Linked DNA regions of Homo sapiens: region 2 is linked to region 1. Evidence: chromatin contacts called from ENCODE Hi-C or POLR2A ChIA-PET data. All regions are on one chromosome and are shown on one strand. The core of a region is the stretch at or near the end of the contact, and the rest is flanking DNA. Distances in the headings are between cores, read along the strand shown.

The links. A loop is a pair of places that touch in the nucleus more often than their neighbours do. ChIA-PET counts read pairs that join two places held with the same protein, here RNA polymerase II (POLR2A). Pooled maps may share reads with other maps.
Region 2: a loop to region 1 is called in a map of ascending aorta, with 7 times the contacts of the local background. The contact joins two enhancer-like sites. A Hi-C loop is called at or near these places in 25 of 168 maps with a recorded cell type or tissue (IMR-90, K562, PC-9 and 17 more) and 7 of 50 pooled maps. POLR2A ChIA-PET finds 5 or more read pairs at or near these places in 5 of 52 experiments (BJ, Panc1, WTC11 and 1 more).

The regions. Positions count from the first base shown.
Region 1 is chr3:134,389,446-134,396,079 of GRCh38, forward strand. No RefSeq gene overlaps it. Among named protein-coding and RNA genes, the nearest start is that of AMOTL2, 18 kb to the left of the region's middle. Within about 2 kb of position 5,171, at least 3 of the 41 ENCODE cell types and tissues checked have a DNase peak (open chromatin) inside an H3K27ac peak, as active enhancers do; they include ascending aorta and left ventricle myocardium inferior, where a contact is called at or near this core.
Region 2 is chr3:134,462,398-134,468,666 of GRCh38, forward strand. No RefSeq gene overlaps it. Among named protein-coding and RNA genes, the nearest start is that of ANAPC13, 20 kb to the right of the region's middle. RefSeq lists enhancers at 169-895, 2,347-3,071. Within about 2 kb of position 1,899, at least 18 of the 41 ENCODE cell types and tissues checked have a DNase peak (open chromatin) inside an H3K27ac peak, as active enhancers do; they include ascending aorta and left ventricle myocardium inferior, where a contact is called at or near this core.

The DNA of each region.
Region 1 (6,634 bases), core at 3,921-6,420:
TGAGTTGGAGGGGTAGAATGGGATGCGGGAAGGGGAGAGAGCCCTTGGTGTCTGCAACTGCAAAGCCTTTAATGCTGGAGACTTGGCCGGCTCATTTTCCCCCACACTTGCAGCTGCCACCCACCCCTGGGCCCACACAGCCCCTCTCAATGGCATAGTCAGAAGAGGAGGAATGCTCAGCCCAGGGCTCCCAAGAGGAACCAACTCTTCTTAGGGTCCTTTCTTTTTACTTCTGAGCTGAAGGTACTCTCCTCTATTCCTACTATTGCCTGCGTGTTAGGCTGATAAGTGGTCACTTGGAGATGGTGGGATGGGGCTAGGGTGGGGGATTGCAAGGTGCTGAGAACAGCAACTCAGGAAAACTTCTCTCCTCTCTAACTGGTTTTGCCACCTAGAACAAAAAGATGAGCCTCACTCTCAGCTTGTGCAAAATAAGCATTGTAATAGAACTTAGCTCATAGATAAGGTTGTTGTATATCTAATGGTGTCCAGCACATGCTCAATAATTACCTTCTCATGGAGCAGTTCTTTAAATTCTCACCTCTCTCCACTGCAGTGGGACCTCCCATGTGCCAGGTTTCCCTCACTAAGACTCAAGGGCAGTTCTGAGCCAGCGGCACCCTCTGCCAAAGCTGTTCATGAGGATGAGTCATGTTATCTGGGATTCTCTCCTTTTGCTTTGGGGATGAGAAGATTGAAGCTTTCTGTCCCTGTCTTTGTCTATTATTCACTCCCTTGGGTCTTTTATCAACATCATCCTTTAGCACAACCTTCCCTGATCACCTTATTTAAATTATAACATACTCTAGTCCCTGTCCTTTTTTCCACATTTTTTTTTCCTCCACTGACTTACTTCCATTCTACATATTATTTATCTCACTTATTTATTGTTTTATTGTTTGTTTTCCCCACTGTAATGTAAACAGCACAAAGTCAGGTAGTTTTGCCTGTTTTGTTTGTGTCTGTGTCCTTGATGACTAGAACAATGTTTGACACATAGTAAGTGCTCTATAAAAATTTGCTGAAGGAGTGAAATTAACTCTTGGACGTTTTTGTCATGGGATGATCCATATAACTTTTTGATTTGTGGCTGCCTACAGGAAGCCACTTTTCCCCCCTAACTCATTTAAGGTGCTTATAAAGTACCCTAGCAATATCCCTCTGAGTCTGAGAAGTGGGCACTCACAGGATATGCGTGCGGCTGGTCCCAGTCTGCTAAACTCTTCTGTGTTCTGATTGGTCCAGTGGTCTCATCTCTTGCAGTGTGGTCACACTGTGATTACTATCAGTTGTAGGTGGAATGCAACCCAGTGGATTTAAATGGGGTAAAGTTAGTATCAAATAATCAGTGGGTTTTGCAGATGTAATGTCCTAAGCCTTGTATAGTAGGAATCATGTTTGGCCATGAGTATTGGATGCCACACTAAGAGTGGCTTAAACTTAAGTAAGGGATTCATTTTTCTTCCATAATGCATGAAGTCTGCAGGTGGGTACTGGGACTGGTGTGGCAGCTCCACGGCATCTTTAGTGTCCCAGCTCTTTTTGTCTTTCTGTTCCTCCTTTCTTTGCCCACCGCGTCTAGACTTAGCCTGATGGTTGTAAGATAACCACTGCACTTCCAGCTATCAAGTCAGCCTTCAAGCAGTAAGAGGGCTAAGGTTAAGTGGAGCAGACAAAAGGGTGTCCTGAGTTAGTTTCCTTTAAAAAGGATCCAGTCTGACAATCTTTGATTTTAATTGGGACATTTAGCCCATTTATATTTAGTGAATTATTAATATACTAGCGTTCAAATCCGCTATCTTACCGTTTGTCTTTTATTGATTTTACATATTTTGTTTTTCTTCTTTCTTGCTTTCTTGTGGATTAAGTATTTTTATTATTCCAACCCACTTAGATTATTAGTTATAGTTTTCCTATTTTTTTCCATGGTCACTCTAGAGATTACAACATGTAGCCTTGACTTATTAAAGTCTTAGCCTATAATCCCAGCACTTTGAGTGGCCACAGAGGGAGGATTGCTTGAGCCCAGGAGTTTGAGACCACCTTGGGCAATACAGGGAGACCTCGTCTCTACAAAAAATAAAAAAATGATCTGGGTGTGGTGGTGTATGCCTATAGTCCCAGTTACTCAGGAGGCTAATTGGGAGGATTGCCTGAGCTCTGGACGTGGAGGCTGCAGCGAGCCGTGATTGCACCACTTCACTCCAGCCAGGGCAACAGAGAGAGAGCCTGTCTCAACAACAACAAAAAGTCTAATGTAAATTAATACTTTTGGCAATTCCAGGGCAATGTAAAGACTTGAGAACACTGTAACTCACTCCCCTCCCATCTTTTCTGTTCTTGTCATGTATTTTAATTCCATATATATTTTATTTTATTTTATTTTGAGACTGAGTTTTGCTCTCTGTTACCCAGGCTGGAGTGCAGTGGTATGATCTTGGCTTACTGCAACCTCTGCCTCCCAGGTTCAAGTGATTCTTCTGCCTCAGCCTCCCAAGTAGCTGGGATTACAAGTGCGCCACCATGCCTGGCTAATTTTTGTATTTTTAGTGGAGATGCCGTTTCGCTATGTTGGCCAGGCTGGCCTTGAAATCCGGACCTCAAGTGATCTGCCAGCCTTGGCCTCCCAAAGTGCTGGGATAACAGGTGTGAGCCACAGCGCCCAGCCTAGTTCTATATATATTTTAAAGCTCACAAAATATTATTACTGTTTTTTACATATTGTAATGAGTAAATCATTTGGAATTTCTCATCTATTGACCCTTTTTATTGCTTTCTATTCCTTCCTACACCTCCGTGCTTCCATTTGGGGTCATTTTCCTTTTGCTCTGTGAGTGTTTCCTATATCTAGATGGTAACAAAAGCTTCCCATTTTTGTTGGCTGGGAAAGGTCTTTATTGCAAACTTCTCTGCTGTTTGCAAAGAGGCAGAGTACCCTGGGTTCCAAGGTAGGACACTGTGAAGAGCTGGAGGACTTGAGCTGGATGGAAAGTTCACATCCCTTTTTTCTTGGGTGTGAGAGGCATCAAGTCAAGCCAGTGTTTGGCAGAAGTCACAGGCAGCTATTTGATTCTGACTTAGGCCAAAGAGTCAAATCTGGCTCTGGTCCAATTTCTGAAGGGGAGCTGCTCTTGGCTGTTCCTCTCACAAATCAGATTTTCCCCTAGGCAGCTGTGGTGTCAGAATCTCAATGTCCAGCCTCACTCTGAGCACAGTGGTGTGGAGAAGGAGGATCAGTGGGCCAACCCAAACTCTCCCTTCTCACTTACACAATAGAATAACTTTCTTAGGTCTACGTTTTTCAAAGGGCAACTCATTTGGAAACTGCTCTCTCCTTGAATTCCTCAGATAAGCCTCAGGCCTGTGTGGATAGAAGTGAGTGGTCATCAGTGTCCCTGGCTCTGACCATCCCTGGGCAGCCAGAGTGGTCCTGGCTGGATTTCTTAGACCCCTGTTGGGGTCTGGCCCAATGTGAATGGGTGGACCCAAGGATCCCAGAGTGAGCTGGGCCATGCAAGTCTTCTCCAGCTGGTATTCCTGTAGCTTGTGGCCCCAGCTCCCCGATCCCTACATGCTCTACTCCAACTCAAGCAGGAAAACCGCACCAAGGTAAATGGTAGGACAAGAAGGCATTAGACTGCTTCTTTCACCACCTCAAAATCACAGAGGTCCCACCTGCCAAGGTGTGTAACTGCCTATATTGAGGATGTAGGAAAGAAAGAAAACGGAAACACAGCTTATCTCTGTCTGACTTCTGACTCTTTCTGTGGGCAGGAGGGAAGTTAAAATGCATTTTTGGTGAGCTGCTAGTGCTTAGTTATTTTTTTTCTACAGGCTAAACAGAGGAGCCAAGAGAGTTTCCTTCTCTGAATTTTGTTTTGCTAAGTAAAACAAAAACTCATTCTAGACTGTTTCTTCTGTCTGTAACATTCGTTCCCTAGATAGCTCATGGCTCACTCCTTCACTTGCAGGTCTCTGCTCAATGCTACCTTCTCAGAGAGGTCTTTCCTCTTCACCCTATTTAAAGCTACAACCACTATCACCCCCACCTCACCACTCACCCTTAAACCCTGGCAATTCCCCAATTCCCTTCACTGCTTTATTTTTCTCTGTCACTGTCTTACTCTATTTGTGCTGCTATGTCAGAATATCTTAGACTAGGTAATTTATAAAGAACAGAAATTTACTACTCACAGTTCTGGCGTCTGGGATGTCCAAGATCAAGGCTCTGGCTTCTGGTGTGGGCCTTCTTACTATGTCTTCATATGGTGGAAGGTAGAAGGGCAAGAGAGAGTGAATCCACATCTGCGAGCCTTTTTTTTTTTTTTTTTTTTTGAGACGAAGTCTCACTCTGTCACCCAGGCTGGAGTACAATGGCGTGATCTCGGCTCACTGCAACCTCCGCCTCCCAGGTTCAAGCAATTCTCCGGCCTCAGCCTCCCTAGTAGCTGGGACTACAGGCACGTGCCACCACGCCCAGCTAATTTTTTGTATTTTTAGTAGAGATGGGGTTTCACCATCTTAGCCAGGATGGTCTCTATCTCCTGACTTCGTGATCTGCCAGCCTCAGCCTCCCGAAGTGCTGGGATTACAGGCATGAGCCACTGCTCCCAGCCTACAAGCAATAATTCACTCATAGGGTGGAGCCCTCATGATCTACACACCTCCCATTAAACCCCACCTCCCTGTACTGTTGTATTGGAGACTAAGTTTCCAATACATGAATTCTGGGGGACACTAAAGTGGTCGACATGCTTTATTTATCATCTGCCTTCCCTCATTAGATGTCGGCTATGTCAGCACAAAGATGCTGTATGTTTTGTCCTCTGCTCTGTCCCCAGAGCCAAGAATAGTGCCTGGCACATAGTTGGCATATGAGTTATTTATTGCTTCATAACAAATTACCCCAAACCTTAGTGGCTTAAAACAACAAAGTTTACTAACTTACAGTTACCATGGATCTGAAATATGGATGCCACTTAGCTAGGTCCTGTGGCTCAGCATCTCTCACAAGTTACCAGCAAAGCACTGGCTGCAGCCACAGTCTCATCTGGAGACTCAAATGTGGGAGTATCTGCTTCCAAGCTCACATGGTTGTTGACAGGATTCAGTTTCTTGCAGGCTGTTGGACCGAGTGCCTCAGGACCTCACTGAATGGCCAGAAGCCACCCTCTGTTTCTTTTCTTCTTTTTTCTTTTTTCTTTTTTTTTTTTTTTTGAGATGGATTCTTGCTCTGTCACCCAGGCTGGAGTACAGTGTGATCTTGGCTCACTGCAACCTCCGTCTCCCAGGTTCAAGTGATTCTCGTGCCTCAGCCTCTCGAGTAGCTGGGATTACAGGCACTCACCACCATTCCCAGCTAATTTTTTTGTGTTTTTTTTGTTTGTCTTTTTTTGTTTTGTAGAGACAGGGTTTTATCATGTTGGCCAGGCTGGTTTTGGACTCCTGACCTCAAGTGATCAACCCACCACAGCCTCCCAAAGTGCTGGGATTATAGGTATGAGCCATCATGCCCAGCCCACCCTCAGTTTCTTGACACATGGGCTTCTCCACAGGGCAACTCACAACATGGCAGCTGCCTTCATCAGAAAGAAGAAACACTGGGATAGATGCAGAGGAAGAATAGAAACAGTCAGGGGTTACTGCTGTTGAGCAGTGGGTTCTTTTGTACACTGGAAAGCCAGGGGACTTGGGCATCAAAGAGCTTGCCTTTTCCACTTGTCACATGCTTCATTTTCAAGATTGGTTAACTTCCACTCTGACTCCATTCTCCTCTTTTGCCCACAAATGCATGCGTGCCCATGACATACAAATGGGAGGACAATTCATTCCTCAGAGAGGTGAAGAAACTGGCAAGCTTACATACTGGTCTCAGAGGTTTGTGAATTGCTTTCAGAGGAAAGGCTGGGGAAATTTTTTTAATTTTGGGAAAAGCACATTTTTTCCCACTTGCACAACTCAAATAAGGCTGAACACTCCCATGCTGGAATTTTCCAAACCTTTTTCATTTCTCAGATGGAGAGAAGAACATTTAGACAAAGCAAAGCCTTGTTTTTAAGGGAGAAATGAGCTATATCTGTGGTGTACCTTTTGTTTGCTCAGATGAACTTGCATTTCAGGGACACAGAAGAGATAAAAACACAGGAGGCACAACCAGGATGGCTGGAGGCACCAAATCAACAGTCAGGAGACCACTGCCTCAATCATGGGGCTCAGGTATACTGTGCTATCAGAGATCAGGAAGAGAGGTCCACAGGGCTGATGTGGGCAAGGAGGGATTCTGGAAATGGATGGGTTAGAGTTTCACCTTTGAGTGTGAAGTGTTTGAGTAGGAGGAGGGCATGATAGGTGAGGAACACAGGAGAAGAGGCAGGGCCATGGGAATTTTTGAAGCGTGATCATGTGTGGAGAAGCAGACCTGAATATACAGAAGGTAGAATAATGACAGACTTCTGGATAGGACCTTTCTAAGGTTAGGAGGTAGGATTAGCAGGACTGGCTTTTGGAAGGGAGGTGAGGAAAGTGCTCAGTTCGGGTGGTATTGGCTCATCTCTGGGCTCTTGGATACCGCAGGGGAGCAACAAAGTGCACCCTGATTCTTTGTTGTCGGCTACAAGATTAGGGGAAGACCATC
Region 2 (6,269 bases), core at 649-3,148, 70 kb after region 1:
TGAGAGTCTTAGACTTTCCCTCTTGGTCTCAAATTAGTTTTACTGAAACCCTATCTTTATGTGGGTCAGGGCTTCCGTCTTCCTTAAAAACTTTTTTTTTCCTTTAAAAACAAAAACACACCCTCCCATTTCCAGAAATTCCTGCACTTCTTATTTCCTGTTGGCTTATTTAGGGGCATTTTTTGCTAATGAAGTTTCGAGAGGATTTCTTGAAACAAAGTTATGTAACTTTGCTGATTTCAAACTGTCTTTTTTGCTAAATTCTTAACTGTTGAGTCTCTCTGTTTAGAACAGAGGCTTCTTCTTAACTACCGATGGTCATAACAGTGAAACTAGATCTCAGTTTTGAAGAATGTCAGTGCATTATGCATTTTTTTTCCTTGTCTGATCCCAGACAAAACGATCCTCTTCTTTAAAATGGCTGTTTCAGCCTCCTATTTTAACCCTGCCAATCAGACTCCAAGACATAGACCCATGGGCTTGTTTCTGGGCTCCCTCCTGGGATATCCTGTTAAGAAAAGTACCTCGTGCCTCTAGCCAGGACTGCAGGTTCCGGTCCCAAGATTTTTTCTTTTTTCTTTTCTTTCTTTCTTTCTTTTTTTCTTTTTGAGACAAGTTTGTTCTCTGTCACCCGGGCTGGAGTGCAGTGGCATGAACCTCGAACTCCTGGGCTCAAACAATCATTTTCCCTCAGCTTCTGGGTAGCTGGGACTACAGGCACACGCCACCACACCCTACTAATTTATTTTATTTTCTTCTTCTTTTTTTAAAGTAGAGGCAGGGTCTTGCTGTGTTGCTCAGGCTGGTCCCGAACCCTTGGCCTCAAGCAATCACCCTACCTTGGCCTCCCAAAGTGCTGGGATTGCAGGCGTGAGCCACTGTGCCCAGCCTCCAGTCCCAATTCTGTCTTGGTTTCCCCATCTGCAAAGGAAGGATTCTGTAGTGGATGTTTTTATGCTTCTTTCAATCTCAGGCTCTGATTTGTTCTGGCATCTAAATGGATGCCAGCTATTCCACTTTCAAAAACCTCAGAGAAGAAAATTCTAGAGTCCATGGTTTCTTTTCTTTAATTTTTATGCCTAATAACTCTGTAAAAATTTCTTTCTCCCATCGCATAAATCCTTTCCCATTCAATCAAATGTCCTTGAAGCAGAAACACATGCCTACTTCTGCAGCCACACAGATAGTTGGCCTTTGCACACTGGTTGATGTAGGGTTTTGCACCTCTTCTTCATAAATGTTGGCTACCATAATTATTCAAATGTTCCCAGAATAAAGATTATAGGTATAATGGCATGGTGCAAGGAGGCTGGGCTTCAGCTGGGGCAGCCGGCCCCTCACTTTCAGGGTGATCTTGGCTCTCTGAGTTTCCTTTTCCCCAGAGGTAAGGTTGGGGGGACCTGCCCTCCTGGGCCGCAGGGCTGTCGTGAGGATGAACTGAGATGCACCAGAAGAGTGGCTGTCTTTACAATATGTGATTATGTTGCATCCTGTCACCTGCTGGCCCAAGGACAGGGATTTAATTGTGTACTGAGACCCTTTGGGAAGTGCTTTTAGATCCCTATGGAATCCTTGGTGGAATGCGATGGGCTATAAATACAAGAAGAAAATAGGTAGAGTGAAAATAGAGACTTCTGGAGAATCTGGCTTCCTGTGACTCCACTGGGGTGCTGGGCGGGAGCGCTTTTTCAGAGCATGGAGACTTTCCTTGTACCTCCCCTCATTCCCTCATTCCCCTATTCCCCAGGGTTTAAAAAAAAAAAAAAAAAAAAAGAACTTTCCCCGAACTTTCCCATTCCTCTGCCCTGGCTGCTAATGCTGAAATTCCATCTTGTGTTTGTTGTCACCCGCAGGTCTGTTTCCATGGTTACCCAAATTCCAGGCACTGGCCCCAGGCCCACCACAACGCATCCCTCAAAGTCTCTTTGGCAGAGGAAAAGCATTTCTCCTTGCTGCGGCAAGTCAGAGCCAGAATCTCGGGTTCTCCTGCTCCAAAGCCCCCACTACACCCTCATTCGCGTGTGATTCATGCGTTTAGGTGGTTCTGCTCAGCGTCGTTTTTTGAGTTGGGGAGCGGTGAGTAAGCACAATATAAGTTTCCTTCATTTCTCTTCTCCTTGTTTGAGCTAAGGAATTACTTTCTTGTACCAAACATTACACCCTTGGAAAACACTCCAGATGGTTCTCATTAAAATTCCAATTCCTTTTTTTGCAATTCATTTTTCCCCATTCTCCTCAAACTACTATCTCAAAAATAAACACCAGGCTGAGGAGCAAGTGAGGGGTCTGTGAATAGCAGCTCCAGTGAATGGAATCTTTCAGAGACCCCTGGTGTGGCCCTGAAGGCGCCTGCAGCTTCTCTTCTTGCCAAGGGTCACCTGGCCCTTCATAGGGAGGCCAGGGGTAGCAGCCCTGTGGCATCCTCACCAGGGAGAGTCCAAACACACATGGGGGGCATGTGCATAGGGATGCACATGAACACATAGGGATGCCGAGTGCAGCAGCCCCATGCACTGTCACCAGGGAGCGTCCAAACACACGTGGGGGGCATGTTCGATGGCAAAGGTGCCCTAAGGGGGCCATGGGCTCTGCTGCCTCTGCAGGAAGAGGGGCAGAAGGCCAGCTAGGCCTCTGTTCCCCAACAGGCTGGGCCCAGACCATGCTTTGCAGAGGGGCTGTCCACCTTCTTTAGTATACAGCGAGGCCTCTGCAGATTTCTAAAGACACTGGCCACAGGAGCGAGGTGATGCTTACTCTAAGAAGCGGACAAGGAGAGACTGCCAATGCCTTTTGGCCATAATTGCAGCTGAGCAAGTCACAGGCTTTGCTCCCACATCTGGAAAAATCTGCATGCACAGGAAAAGTATGTGTGTGTCCAGTGATGTGTATTTGATATGTTTTTATTTTCAACTTTATGTTATGAAAAAATTTAAAAATACAGAAAAGTTGTAAGAATGGTACAATGAACAGCCATATCACTCCACCTAGATCCAACGAATGTTACATTTTGTCATATTTCCTTTCCCTCTCTCTCTTTCCAGATACACAGAGAGATAAATACATATCCTTTGCTTAGACATTTGAAAGTTAGGATCTTGTCCCTATAGCATTTTATAACCTAGTAATCTATGCATTAATGCAATCATATACTGCAGTCATGCACTGCATGACAATGTTTTGGTAAATGATAGACTGCATATACAATGGTGATCCCATAAGATTATAATACCAGGCCAGGTGTGGTGGCTCAAGCCTGTAATCCCAGCACTTTGGGAGGCCAAGGTGGGCTGATCACCTGAGGTCAGGAGTTTGAGACCAGCCTGGCCAACATGGTGAAACGCTGTGTCAACTAAAAAAAAATACAAAAATCTATTTTGCGCCTGTAATCCCAGCTGGTTGGGAGGTCGAGGCACAAGAATCGCTTGAACCCGGGAGGTGGAGATTGTAATGAGCTGAGATAGCACTGAGCTGAGATTGTACCACTGCACTCCAGCCTGGGTGACAGAGTGAGACTAAGTCTCCAAAAAAAAAAAATTATAATACCATATTTTTACTGTACCTTTTTATGTTTAGATATATTTAGGTACACAAGTAATTACCATTGTGCTACAATTGCCTACAGTATTCAGTACAGTAACATGCCATGCAGGTTTGTAGCCTGGGAGTAAGAGGCTATCCCATAGAGCCTAGGTGTGTAGTAGGCTCTAGCACCTGGGTTTATATAACTGTGCTGTGTGATGTTTGCACAACAACAAAATCACCTAATAATGCAAATACATTTCTCAGAGCATATCCCTGTGATTAAGTGACACATGACTGTATATGAATATATTCTTATTGTAAAATATTCAAACATCCGAATAGTACAGACACATAGAGTATAAGCAAAACCCAGGCATGAGCCCCTCCTCATCTCACCTTCCCCACTCCCCAGGGTTGCTTGGCTTGTGTCTCTCCTGAACTGTGAGTTTATTTAGACATACATGTGTTTACACAGAAATATATATTTTTGTGACATGTGTTTTTAAACATAAATGATATAATACTATGCGTGCTGTTTTGCAGCTTATTTTTCACTTGGAAATGTGTCTGGGATCTTTCCATATTAGTATTTGGAGCTCTGCCTCATTCTTTGACTACTGCAGAACATGCCAAAGCATGGTTGTATAATAATTTCTTAAATATTCCCTCTTGATGGGCATTTCAGCTACTTAGTATTATTTTTCCATTACTCACAATGATGCATTTAACATCCTTGAGAAATGTTGCCTTAAGGACATGTACCAATATGTCTCTTTGACAGATACCTAGAGGTGGGATTGCTGGGTTGGATGAGATGCACATTTTATACTTGGATAGATACTGCCAAATTGCCTTCAAAATGGTTCTCCAGGCTGAGCACGGTGGCTCATGCCTGTAATCCCAGCACTTTGGGAGATCGAGGCAGGTGGGTCACTTGAGCCCAGGAGTTTGAGACCAGCCTGGGCAACATAGGGAAACTCTTCCTTTACTAAAAATACAAAAAAAGGTTAGTCCGGCTTGGTGGCTTTTGCCTGTAGTCCCAGCTACTTGGAAGGCTGAGGTGGGAGGATCGCTTGAACCCGGGTAGTCAAGGGTGCAGTGAGCTGTGATTGCACCACTGCACTCCAGCCTGGGTGACAGAGCAAGACCCTGTCTCAAAAAAAAAAAAAAAAAAAAGGCTTTCTGAGACAGCCCATTTCCCATTTCCCCACATCCTCACCAATGTTGAATTTTGTCAGTCTTTTTAAGTGTTGACTTTGTAATGAATGAGAAATAATATAGCATTGCTGGTTTAGTTTGAATTTCTTTGATTATTAGTGAGGTGTCAGAGTTCAGCTAGAAATGACAGAAGCCACTCCCTTAGTTTATGTAGAAAGTGATTTAATATAGGGAATTGAGTGTTTAACATTTTGTCAGATAAGGTAGAATAGCAAGTTCAGGATGAGCTTCGAGGACTGATTCCCAGAACTCCAGCTCAGAACGGACCCACCAAGGGAGCTTTCCCTTCCCTCATGACCTGGAAGCTGGGGATTTGGGAAGCTGGGCCCCCAACTGCTGGCTCGGCAATCAGAAACCAGGAAGCCTCAGCCATATCTGGTCTCCAGAACCATACTGCCTCAGCTGTGTGGTAGATGCTCTACGTCCTGGCCACAACGCCCACGAAGCTGGAGACTGGATCTAGACACTGAGGTCTTTGCTGTTGTTAATGCAGGGAAGAAACCAAAAACAAACAAAAAAAAAACCAAAATAACCCCAATCAAAACACAAAAAACAAGGACCTTCTCAACTCTGTCTGCCAGTGGAGTTAGTAGGTCTCTTGAGGGTACAACCAATCAAGAGAAACCAGGTCACAGAGAAACCAGCTCAGCTCTTAGGGAGCCAGGAAGCTGCAGGCTGTGGCTTTCCAGGCTCCAGCATGCAGTGAGGCAAGCTGCAAGGCGGCAGCATGGGAAGTAGGGAAAGTCAGTCTGAAATATCCGCCATCATCATGTTTTCAGGTCTTCCATCTTTTTTCTATGACTCGCCTGATGGTACTCACTGCCTATTTTTCTATTGGGGTTATATTTTCTTACTAATTTATAGAAGTTTTATGGGTTATCTGGAACCTTTTTTTTGTCTTTTATACGTTTTATGAATACCTTCTATTCTTTTAAATTTATATTTTTTGTCATGTAGAAATTTTGTTAATCTATTTTTGTACTTTCTGCTTCCTGGCTTTTGTAAATTACTTAAGAAGGCTTTTCCTACATCAAATATCCTAAAGTATTCAACTACATTTCCTTCTAACACCTTTAACAATTTTTTCATGTTTAATTCTTGAAACCCTAACATGGGTTGTTGTTTTTTCCTAAATGGAAAACCATTGTCTCAGCATAATTTGTTGAATAATTTGTCTTTCAAATTATTAAATATTTTATAAATTAAATTTAAAAAATTTAAAGGAGAATTTTAAAAAATATAGAATGAACTCTTTCTGCTTTCTGAAGCAAAGCCAGGATGAAGCTCTAAAAAATAAACTTGTTATCACTTCATATTTTGGCTTCATAACAGGCTCAAAAATTAGAGGTTTAATATTCCCTAAAGTATAGATATGACAAGATTATTCCCCTAATTACAAGCCTTGATTGGGCCCCCTTTTCCTGAAGACCAAAGTTCAATCTCCGTAGACTAGTCCTCTGTCTGCTCAGCACTGCTCCCCGCCCCATCATGGGCCTTTGCAATCTTACTTCCCTGCTCCTTTGCCTAGA